Linked DNA regions of Homo sapiens: region 2 is linked to region 1. The links are chromatin contacts, found by Hi-C or POLR2A ChIA-PET in ENCODE. All regions are on one chromosome and are shown on one strand. The core of a region is the stretch at or near the end of the contact, and the rest is flanking DNA. Distances in the headings are between cores, read along the strand shown.

Region 1 (6,029 bases), core at 1,491-3,990:
AATATACTATTCTGCTTTTCCTCCTACCTCTCTGACTACTCCTTCTCAGTCCTCTTTGCATTCTTGGGTTTATCTGTTTCTACCCCAAGCACTCACTCTCCACATTCTTCATGAATAATGTTCATGCCCACAGATTGAATTATCATCTGTATGCTCACAGTTCACAAATTTAACTCCAGATCATTCCTTATCTTCAGACACATATAATCAAGTACCTCTTGGGTAGAGATCTTCACTCTAACCTAACGTATAAAATGAACTCATCACCTCCCTATTCTTCCCCAAACTTCTGCCATTTCTTATATTTTCCTATTTTCAGTGACTAGTACCACCGTTCCTCCCTTGCCCTAACCTAAAACATAAGCCTTATCAGCCCTAGTGTCAGACTTCCTGGGTTCAAATCTTAATTCTACCTTTGTGTGTGTGTATGTGTGTGTGCGTGTCTGTGTGTGTGACTGCAAGCTCCGCCTTCCAGGTTCATGCCATTCTCCTGCCTCAGCCTCCTGAATAGCTGGGACTATAGGCGCCCGCCACCACGCCCTGCTACTTTTTTTTTGTATTTTTAGTAGAGATGAGGTTTCACCATGTTAGCCAGGATGGTCTCGATCTCCTGACCTCGTGATCTGCCCGCCTCAGCCTCCCAAAGTGTTGGGATTACAGGCGTGAGCCACCGCGCCCAGCCATCTTAATTCTACCTTTTAACTTCTCTGTATCTCTTAAAATAGAGGAAGTAATAGTACCTACTTGGTTATCAGGTGGTGCGGATGTAAAAATGTACTTAGCAGAGTAACTGACATAAAATCATAATAAATATCAACAGTTATTTGTTTAAACCACCATCATCGTGTGGCTGGATCATGTCAACAGTTTCCTGAGTGGTCTCCCATTAGATTATGAGCCCGTGATGGTCCCAAAAGGTGAAAAGAAGGGAGATTGGTCCATACTTTCACCCAAAAGTGGAAGAGAATGAAGTTGGAAAAGCTTTCGGATTGATGCTATATTTTGAAAATAGTATTGGTTCATTTTTCCTTAAAATATATGCATTTTTCAGAGAAAGGAATGGAAAATAAAACAAATATAAAGAAGATAACATTTGTAATCAGCACCCAGAGGGAACCACTAATAGGTATATATACTCCTCTGGATTTAGAGTTTTGTATCTTTTTTTTTTTCTTATTTCAAAGCATTTTTCTGTATCATATTTTTCAACAATATGATTTAAAAGGCACATCCCAACATAGAAATAAATACATGTTCATTGTAGAACACTTTGAAAAATACAGAAAAATATTAGGAAGAAAAATAAAACTCTCACTATCCTGCAATAACCACTTTTAACGTTCTGCTGAATATCCAAGCTTTTTTTTTTTTTTTTTCTTTTGAGATGAGTCTGGCTTTGTTACTCAGGCTGGAGTGCAGTGGCGAGATCTGGGCTCATTGCAACCTCTACCTCCTGGGATCAAGCCATTCTCCTGCCTCAGCCGCCTGAGTAGCCGGGATTATAGGCGTGTGCCACCACCCCCAGCTAATTTTTGTTTTTTCAGTAGAGACAGGGTTTCACCACATTGGCCAGGCTGGTCTCAAACTCCCGACATCAGGTGATCCACCCACCTCAGCCTCCTAAAGGGCTGGGATTGCAGGTGTAAGCCACCACGCCTGGCCTATCCTAGCCTTTTTTTTCTATACATATATAGTCATACTGTATACTGTATTGTTTGGTGTCCTTTTTTTGCTTAACACTTTATGAATTTTCTGTCATAAAATATTCTATAACATTATGCAGCTATCTGATTTACCATAACTGTTTGCATTCTCTCACCTTATACCTGGCTTTCTAATTTCCCCTATTCCCCTATTTTAATAACAGAGGAAATAATAATACATGAGTATGTTATACAAAATTTTAATGTACTTCTGATCACTTTTTTAAGAATGAAGTTTTAAAATACTGAAACACTTTTTGACTCACAGAGTTCATAGGCAAAATGTGAGAAAAATCATCACTTTGCTCTCCATCCTTCCTTACACCCTGAAATTAACCTTAGGGACAGCTAGTTCATTTAACATCATCAATCTTGTTCTCCAGTTCCAGGTCCTGGAATCTAGCTCTTAGTGTCCGAAAGAAACTTACTTTTGTGTAAGCACACCTATTATATACTAGGCACTTTACCTAATTTATCTGGTTTAAACTTCACATGCCCGAGAGAGATACTATCATTGTCTTCATTTCACAGATAAGAAGGTTGATGAGACATTAACTGTCTCAGTCACATTCAGGGTAGGGATTCAAACTCACATCCAATGCCTCCTCAACCTCTTTTACGTGCAGCACTATCCTCTAGCCCCACTGCCCGTATATAGGCCTGGGCTATATCACCATTGTCCGCCCTTGAGCCTGGAAGGAAAATGAGCTGAGGGGTTTTGTTTTTTCAGAAAGGAACAGGATATTTCATCATCTCTATGTTTACGTTTTTCAGAGAATTTCTGTGCGAGGAAACAAATCCATTGTCAGCTTTTTAAAATATATCCCTTTGGAGTAGCCACTTAACATCCTCTGAGGCCCAGATGGGCTAGCTTGCCGGGACCAAAGGAAATCTTTGGGTCTGGAAGGCGACAAGAGATCACAGGCTTTCTAGGTCTACCGCGCACCCCGATGACGTCACGCGGCGACGTTCTCTGACGTCAGAGTTTCCTGCCCACCATCTTTGTCCCTGGCAAAGTGGGTTTTGCGCAGTGGCTTAGACCTAGAAAAGAATCGTGACGGGCAGGAAACCATTACACCACCACCTGGGCTGTGCTCTCCGGCTCCCGCCGCCACCCCCGCCCTCGCCTTCGCCTCCGCCTCCGGTGAGTTCAGGGCGGTTGCCTTTAGGGTGTGTCCCTAATTGACGGGGTCGGGGACGGAGAGAAGGGTAACACCAGGCTGGGTCGGAGACCGGCGGAGGCGAGGAAATCCTAAGAGCGTGACCGTTGATGATGCAGGGAACCGTCGGGTGTGACCATTGAGAGGGAAAAGGTTGGAGAAAGGGTCTCTACCATGATGCCTGTGGTGCGGTGAGGGAATCCTCGGGTGTGGCAGCAGGTAGTTGGGGGCAGGAGGGGAAGATGTGTTTCGGAATTGAGGGTTTAGGGGGACCAGAGGCCAGGGGTGTGGCTGATAGAGCCTGGAGGCCGTGGGGGGAACCGTCTTTCTTCCCCGCTCGGCGTCGTTCACTGAGAGGCTGAGACGTGTCCAGCAAGCCAAAGGGAAAAGGGATTCCCTCAAAGGTTTGCTCATTGATGGGCGAACGTCGTCTCTCGGGTAACTTGAGGGTAAGAGACAACCTCTTCCCTGCTCCGTAATGGAGGAGCATATCGCTAGAATCTTGACCACCTGGGGAAAGAAGAGGCATTCCTTACTCTTGGAGGAAGGAAAGAGTAACCTCCAGAATTGACCCGATGTAAGAGAGGGGGAAGCAAATGGGGGCAAATCTTAACCCAGCATCTTTTTTTTTTTTTTCTTTTTCTGGGCTCTGCAGTAATGGTCTGGTTTGGGAAAGGCTGTAGATTAAGCTGAAAGTAAAGAAACTGGAACGTCCTGTTATTTCCTTATCATTTGAATCCAAATCATTTGTTCATGCTGCTTGTTTTCAAGAGTAGTCTTCTATTGGAGGGGTGGGGTGGGGGGGGACAGGCCTTTATTGAACTCACGCGGATGCTTCATTAAACTTTTGACTTTTATTTTATTTTATTTTTGTATTTTTAGTGACAGGGTCTTACTGTGTAGCCCAGTCTGGTCTCGAACTCCTGGGCCCAAGCGATCCTCCCGCTTCGGCCTCCTAAAGTTTTGTGATTACAGGCGTGAGCCAGCGCGCCCAGCCAAACTTGACTTTTGAGAAGAAAAAATGTTTTGAAAACTGCCAAAGACTTATCATAACCATTGTGGTTTAAAAGAAAGTAAATGCATTAAGCTTAGAAAGGCAGAATGACTAAGAAAGAAGGTGGTCTCAATGAGAATCAATTTAAATGATTAGTTACCTTCCTTGTATACTTCAATTGCTTAGCCTCAGGGTACACTTACAAAGTAGTAATAGAAAGCAGCAGATGAAGGAGGTGCAGCTCTATAAGAAAACGTGTTAAGACATTCCAGTGATGACTAAGCGTGCTGGTAAGGTGAGAACTGTTTGCAGTATCTTAGCCGTTGAAACTTTCAAGGAAGCAGAAAGGATGATGTATAATGCAAACATCCTCACTAAAAGCTGGGTGGTAAAATCAATATAAATCTAATATTCTGACTGTGTATGAAGAAACTCAAGGAAGTCCAGTTCTTTCATTCTTTCTTTCCTTAAAAGATCCATATTTTGAAATACTAACTTTTTAGGCACAGGTTTGAACGAAGCTGAGCAAGGAATATATTAAATAGGGCACGTTCTCCTTTCTCTTGTCCTTTCTTTCCTTCTAGCCTTAGGTTTTCCAGAGTTTAATGTTATTTTGGTTAAGAATTAGATGTAAAACTTTTGAACTCCTTTGCTTCGTTATAATATTAAGAAGCTACTTTGTAGTCTGTTATGTTTAAATAGAAATCACAGGTGATTTTAGCTTTTGTGTCTCATAATTTCTTATGAGCAAGGTAATACCTGATGATGCTATTGTCTTTGCATTATTACTGAATATTTGATTAGAAATGAATTTGGCACCTCTCACCTTTATAATAAAAGATTACTGGAATGACATTTCTGCTTTATAATTTGGTTAACTTTGGCCAGTTTTTCACTATGAGCACTGAGCTTTGTAAAGTCCCACTTTGTGAAAAGAAGGGTTTAGTGACTTTACAAACTAATTTAGCTTCCCAGAGAGCCATTTGAATTAAGACCCTATTAATTTTTTTCTGACCTTATTCTACCCAAGGTATTAATCTTATTTTGCTGCTCAGTTTCTCTTTTGGGGAACTGGAGGGAGATATAGGAGAGGAGGGACTTTGACAACCTATATTTGGTAGAAACTAGGTTATGTTAAATCTGGATATATAGTCCTGTGCAGGGAGGCCTTCTCCGAAATGCAGTGACATCACACTCTGGTCGAGGGCAAGTAAGAGTGATTATGTGCTTTGACTCTGGCAGCTTTGTTGTTTAACAGTGGCCTTAGGCCATACCGTAAATCCTCAGAACAGCCGTTACTTGTCTGGTTTGATCTGGTAGAAAGGTAGTGTGAGTTCAAATTCCATCATGGCTTTGCTTATTTCTCTGGCTCTTCTGAAGGAACATTTTCTCCCCCCATAGGAGCAGCTTGATTTTTGAGGCACTTCAGCAAATATTAGATTTTTTTTTTCTTTAGCTCTATTTTGTTTACTTTTTCTGTAACTTCTTTTTTTTTTTTTTTTTTTGAGACGGAGTCTCACTCTTTCGCCCAGGCTGGAGTGCAGTGGCGCGATCTCGGCTCACTGCAAGCTCTGCCTCCTGGGTTCACACCATTCTCCTGTCTCAGCTTCCCGAGTAGCTGGGACTACAGGCGCCCGCCACACGCCTGGCTAATTTTTTGTATTTTTAGTAGAGACAGGGTTTCACCGTGTTAGCCAGGATGGTCTCGATCTCCTGACCTTGTGATCCGCCCGCCTCCCAAAGTGCTGGGATTACAGGCGTGAGCCACCGCGACCGGCTGTAACTTCTAATGAAGACGTCAGTTTTTGCCATCCTGTATTTTGGAGACTCTGGCTATGTCCATATCTAGCATGTGATTAAGTGTATCTCTCATTATATGAGGTGAGAACTCATTATATGAGAGATACACTGAATCATATATATATGTGATTTTTTTTTGAGGTGAAATTCACGTACCATAAAATTAACCAGGTTAAGGCATACAGTTCAGTGGCATTTAGTACACTGACAGTGTTGTGCAACAATCATGTCTTCTGATTTGTTTTTATTTACACTATTTTCATTTTTCTTGGAGTTTCTTTTGGCTTAAGGCAAGAACCAGCTTGGCACCATGTTTCTCTGCCAATATGGTTAGGGAATATTTTGTTACTATTGTTTACAATATGGTTACTA
Region 2 (6,029 bases), core at 2,204-4,703, 290 kb after region 1:
TGTGTTTCCTCTCTCTTTCCCTTGTCATGTTTTTTTTTGCTGTGTACTCTAGTCATTGCTGTGTCTGTCTTGCCCCTCTTATTAGACTATGAGTCCCATAAGGTTGGGCTGGGACAGTGGCTTTAGTAATCTGTGTCTGCCAATAGTATGTGCTCAGGGAAGGATTTTCTTCTTTTGAAAAATATTTGTTTTCAGAAATAAAATTAGTAATTGTTAAATATTACCATTATACTTAAAAGGATTCATCAGATCCAAAGTCTGTCTTTGAGTACCTCTAACTTTGCCAGTGTCATAAATTTTTGGATTAAAAAACTTCACCCTGGCTGGGTACAGTAGCTCACACCTGTAATCCCAGCACTTTAGGAGGCTGAGGCAAGAGAATTGCTTGAACCCGGGAGGCAAAGGATGCAGTGAGCTGAGATTGCACCATTGTACTCCAGCCTGGGCAACAGAGTGAGTGAGACTCTGTCTCAAAACAAAAACAAAAACAAAAACTTCACTCTTATATAAGAAACTTCAGAATTGCACCATTTTCATTTTTTAAGTCTCTACCATAAATTTCTTAAGCAATTGTCACTAATGACTTTGCTATAGTAGAAAGAGGAGGCTCTAGAGATGGACTTCATCCCTCATTTACTGTGCAGCCTTGGCTAAATCAATAAACCTCTCTGAATCTTAGTTTCAATACCTGAAACATGGAGAGAATTATGCATACTTGTCAGAGCTAAGTGTAATTTAAAGATCAGGCACATAAGACATTTGACACATAGTAGGCATTTCCTATATAGTAGGGTTTATTATATTTTTCCAAATATACTAGCTTGCATATTTAAAGGTGAATCTCATTTCCTTATTTCTTCTCTGATGGATGGCTTTTTGTTTTTTTATTTGACTACAGTTATAGATCCCTGACCTCTGACCTCTTCTCCCTAGTTCCTCTGAGGTTTAGGTGGATTTGATTGGGTGTGAAATATGGGGGACTGTGTGAAATATGGGGTTCTTCACTGAAGGGGATGACTGACTTGATCTTCCCCACATAGGAGCATTCCAGACCATGTTTCAAGTAAAGGCCACACTAGTAAAGATTGGAGTCCTAGGCCAGGCACAGTGGCTCATGCCTATAATCCCAGCACTTTGGGAGGCTGAGGCGGGTAGATCACGAGGGCAGGAGATCGAGACCATCCTGGCTAACACGGTGAAACCCCGTCTCTACTAAAAATACAAAAAATTAGCCAGGCATGGTGTGGGCACCTGTAGTCCCAGCTACTCGGGAGGCTGAGGCAGGAGAATGGCATGAACCCAGGAGGTGGAGCTTGCAGTGAGCCGAGATCGTGCCGGTGCACTCCAGCCTGGGCGACAGAGTGAGACTCTGTCTCAAAAAAAAAAAAAAAAAAAAAAAAAAAAAGATTGGAGTCCTGGGAACATAGTCCATTGGAGTGGGCACGATTCTCTAAGGACAGCTTGTCTAGTCTTTTTACATGATAGCAGGGGACTCTGAGGCTAGAGATGGAGGAGCTGTGGCTGCTTGCAGCTGGAGGATAGGTGGAAGTGGGTAGGGCATCCTCTCAGAGGACTCCTCAGGGAACAGGCTCTGGGAGGGCTCCATGGGGCTGAGACTCACACGACTGCTGGGTTGGAGCACTTGCCACTGGTGTAGAAATACTCCTTGATGTGGGCACGGGGCAGTGGGCGGGCAATGTAGGCAAAGCAGCAGGGTGTGGTGTCCGAGGAATCTGGAAGAGGAAAGGAAGGAGGGAGACCCTTTTATTCATTGCTACTGCACACTTGACATTGTGCTGGACACTTTATATGATTTATTTAGAAAGAACTGTTATCTTCCTTGACAGAAACTGAGGCTCAGAGAGGTAAAGTCACTTGGCCATGGATAAACAGTGGCAGAGTGGGGATTCCAATGCCTCATCTAATCCTTGAGCCAAGCTTGTATCCATCCCTCTACACCATAACCTTCTGCCCTGGGCTTTCAGGGCCTCCTCCTGGCTTGTCCTGGGTCCTCTGGCTTCATTCTTGCCCTTCCAGCATCCTCAATGGATTTGGAACTTGGTTTCTTTGAGACCTAGGGCAGGTTGTGGGGAGGCTTCCAAAGCTCAGGCTCCATGACTCAGCCAGGATCCTAAGAAGGGCCTGGAGATGCATATTGTATCTTGGGAGCTCTGGTTGAGCTTCAGTGAGAAGGGCTCTCAACAGAGAACTTCTTGTTGGTCAGTTAATTCAAGATGACGTTGGGAAGCATCAGTTGCCACTTCCCAGCAGAGGAGTAGTTTTTATTTTCCCAGCAAGATGGAACCAGGTTTGAATACCAGTCTCCCCATTTCCTAGCTGTGTGCCTCCATGGACAAGTTACTTAACCTCTCTGTTTTCCCATCTGTACATCAAGGACAGCTACTCAAAGAAGGGTTGTGGGTATTAAATAAGATGTACAAAAATCGGCTGGGCACGGTGGCTCACGCCTGTAATCCCAGCACTTTGGGAGGCCGAGGCGGGCGGATCACGAGGTCAAGAGATCGAGACCATCCTGGCTAACATGGTGAAACCCCGTCTCTACTAAAAAATACAAAACATTAGCAGGGTGTGGTGGCGGGTGCCTGTAGTCCCCGCTACTCCGGAGGCTGAGGCAGGAGAATGGCATGAACCCGGGAGACGGAGCTTGCAGTAAGCCGAGATCGTGCCGCTGCACTCCAGCCTGGGCGACAGAGCGAAGACTCCATCTCAAAAAAAAAAAAAAAAAAAAAAAAGATGTGCCAAAATCAGCACAATGCCTGATCCATAGTAACCATTTAATTAGCTTTTATTATCCTCTCCTTGTTTTTATTTGTTTTTTAAATGTATTCACTCTAATAAAGCCACATACCCTCTCATAAGCCAATTTTTTTTACATTTATGAAATGAGAGAGAATATGGCTGTCTCAGGGTCTCAGGAAGTTTTAGTTTAGTTAAATTTCTTAGAAACCCTGCTGCTGACAGGCATGAGTCAGACGTGTTTCAAAGTCAGTGTGAGCTACTCATGACTACTAATCTCCCCAACATGAGTCCACACTCAGTGAACACCTGTAGGCCTTGAGGGTGTAGACCTTAAAGACAGAAAAACTGATCAGGAGATCCCTGCCATGAAGCAGCATAGAGATCTCTCAAGGACAACAGGACATATGGGTAAGACAATTCATAAGAATGTAAATAATGGGGTTCAGACAGTATTCATGCTACAGTTGAAAAGAGGGCAAGGTGTGGGACAGTCATTGGGATGGGGTAGGCATTCTAGGCAGAGTCTGACTCCAGGGGCTGTGGTGGTCAAGACCAGGACTTACATGGGGAGGCAGATGCAGGAGCGCAGAGGGCAGTAGCAATGAGGATGACAGCGAGGGCTGCCGCGGAGACCTTCATGGTACCTGTGGGAGAGGCTGTGCGAGGTCCACGTGCTGTCTTGATCCTCTGCAGGAATCCTCTGCAGCTCAGGCTGGCCCTTTATAGGGCCAGTTGAGGGGCATCCCCTAAGGGGAGTTTCCAAAATAGCAACCAAGCATTGGCCGGTATCATAAGTGAAATTGCACAAAACGGAAAAGAAAACTGAAATAGCCTCCGGAAATTCGAGTCTCTGTCTCTCCCTCACTGCTCTCTCATCTAGAGTGAGCTCATCAGTTTCCTCTTTGACCAAGCACCAATGGTGGAAAAATTTCTCTGCTGACATCCTTAGTTTTACCTTCCAGGGAAGGGGTCCTCCTCAGAGAGCAGGAAGCCGCTTTCTTGGGGACAACAAGGAGTGGCAGTTAGGACAGGATCAGAAGTCACTGAGTCTTTATTACTCACTGAGTCACTGAGTCTTCAAAGTTCCTGCTTATTCATTACAGATCTTACCTCCTTTCCCTCATCCATGGAAGGATGTTATTTATAAAGTGTTTTATTGAGGAGGGTCCTCTGGATATACAGTCCCCAAAGGAGGTGAGCACACTCACACTGTAAATTGAGGCAGTTGATCTGAGCTGGGCATTGGGAACCTTTTCACAAGATATGAGTTGGAATGAGTCCTCTTGTGGGAATTTCTTGCTTTCATCCTGGTCATAGGGTCTCTCCCATTTACTTGCTAAGCGACCTTTGGGAAAAGTGCTTAATGTCTTTGAGTTCTATTTCCTTGTTTATAAAGTGGAATAATTGATTAGAGACTTGTTGAGAAGCAGAGGGAGAGAAAGATATCTTACAGCATACTCTATCATTATTGGCTACCATTTACCGAGGGCTTATCTGTGCCAGCCACTATTCCACTGTCCTAGCGCGTGTCAACTCATTTACTATTATTATCCCCATTTTATGAATGAGGAAACTCAATAAATACTGGGATCCCATCTCACTGTAAGGCCTTCTTGGGCACAAAAGTTACAGAATATGAAAGCTTCAAAGGACTTTAGGGATCATTTTTTCCATGTTCTTCAGTTGCACAAGAGGAAACCAAGGCCCAGTGAGCAGGAGTGACTTGCTAAGAACACACAGCAAATGAATGACAGAGTTGGGATCAGAACCCAGTTGCCCTCACTCCCACTTCAGTGCTCTGTCCATTAAGTACTGCCCAACATTAAAGGGTTCGTGGTTAGGAGTATCCTCAAAACTGAACCCATGTGGAACTTCTGGATTAGAGCTAGGGTCCTTACTGCATTCCAAAGAACTGGATACAGTAAGTCTTCATCAATTCCTATTTTAGTAGTTCAGAATTAGCAACAATTTGGTCCGGGCTAGGCTGAAATTGGCATCTGAATAATAATAATAATATTATTATTATTATTATTATTATTGAGACAGTCTTGCTGTGTCGCCCAGGTTGGACTGCAGTGGCACAATCTCGGCTCATTGCAAGCTGTGCCTCCCAGGTTCACGCCATTCTCCTGCCTCAGCCTCCCAAGTAGCTGGGACTACAGGAGCTGGCCAGAATGCCTGGCTAATTTTTTTGTATTTTTAGTAGAAATGGAGTTTCACCATGTTAGCCAGGATGGTCTCTATCTCCTGCCCTCGTGATCCGCCCGCCTTGGCTTCCCAAAATGCTGGGATTACAGGCCGTACCCGGCCGGCATCTGAATTATTTAAGAGAAAAGTGTTTATTGAGAGTGACAAAAGCGGCCGGGCGCGGTGGTTCACGCCTGTAATCCCAGCACTTTGGGAGGCCGAGGCGGGCGGATCATGAGGTCAGGAGATCGAGGCCATCCTGGCTAACACAGTGAAACCCCGCCTCTACTAAAAATACAAAAAATTAGCCGGGCGTGGTGGCGGGCGCCTGTAGTCCCAGCTACTCAGGAGGCTGAGGCAGGAGAATGGCGTGAACCCGGGAGGTGGAGCTTGCAGTGAGCCGAGATCGCGCCACTGCACTCCAGCCTGGGCGACAGAGCGAAACTCCGTCTCAAAAAAAAAAAAAAAAAAAAAGAGAGTGACAAAAGCAAAATAAACAAAATGTAACCCCCTACTGAGATCATTTTCTGTTAGCTACTCTCACACTTGTAACATGGTGGTTGACGGTGACTAAATCACCCAGAATGGGAAGACTTTGCCACATTTCTTCCTCACGATGACTTTGAGGCAGAGTGGTTGTTCTTCTCATTTGACCAAAGAGGAAAGTAAGCCTCAGAACAGATAATTAACATCTTCAAGATCACGCAGCTGATAAGTGGGATTTGAAGGCAGGTGTTTCTGATGACCATGCTCAAGCTCTGTCCAGTGAATCACATCAGTAAGTCAGTTAACAGTTATCAAGACCTTTCGGCCAGGCGCGGTGGCTCACACCTGTAATCCCAGGACTTTGAGAGGCCGAGGCGGGCGGATCACGAGGTCAGGAGATCGAGACCATCCTAGCTAACACGGTGAAACCCCGTCTCTACTAAAAATAGAAAAAATTAGCCGGGCGTGGTGGCGGGCGCCTGTAGTCCCAGCTACTCGAGAGGTTGAGGCAGGAGAATGGCGTGAACCCAGGAGGCGGAGCTTGCAGTGAGCTGAGATCGCGCCACTGCACTCCAGCCTGGGCGAAAGAGCAAGAC

Evidence for each region. A loop is a pair of places that touch in the nucleus more often than their neighbours do. ChIA-PET counts read pairs that join two places held with the same protein, here RNA polymerase II (POLR2A). Pooled maps may share reads with other maps.
Region 2: a pooled map shows a loop between it and region 1 (7-fold over the local background). The contact joins the promoter of CCL5 here to the promoter of AP2B1 in region 1. A Hi-C loop is called at or near these places in 4 of 50 pooled maps. POLR2A ChIA-PET finds 5 or more read pairs at or near these places in 3 of 52 experiments (AG04450, activated CD8-positive, alpha-beta T cell and activated naive CD8-positive, alpha-beta T cell).

The regions. Positions count from the first base shown.
Region 1 is chr17:35,584,582-35,590,610 of GRCh38, forward strand. It overlaps AP2B1 (adaptor related protein complex 2 subunit beta 1), which reads left to right and starts at 2,741. Exons shown (of 22, transcript NM_001030006.2): 1 at 2,741-2,847. RefSeq lists enhancers at 2,548-2,717, 2,687-3,886, 3,148-3,257 and a silencer at 2,798-2,917.
Region 2 is chr17:35,876,907-35,882,935 of GRCh38, forward strand. It overlaps CCL5 (C-C motif chemokine ligand 5), which reads right to left and starts at 3,454. Exons shown (of 3, transcript NM_002985.3): 1 at 3,324-3,454; 2 at 1,622-1,733. The coding sequence starts at 3,399. All of the region lies in intron 1 of LOC105371745 (a long non-coding RNA gene), which reads left to right.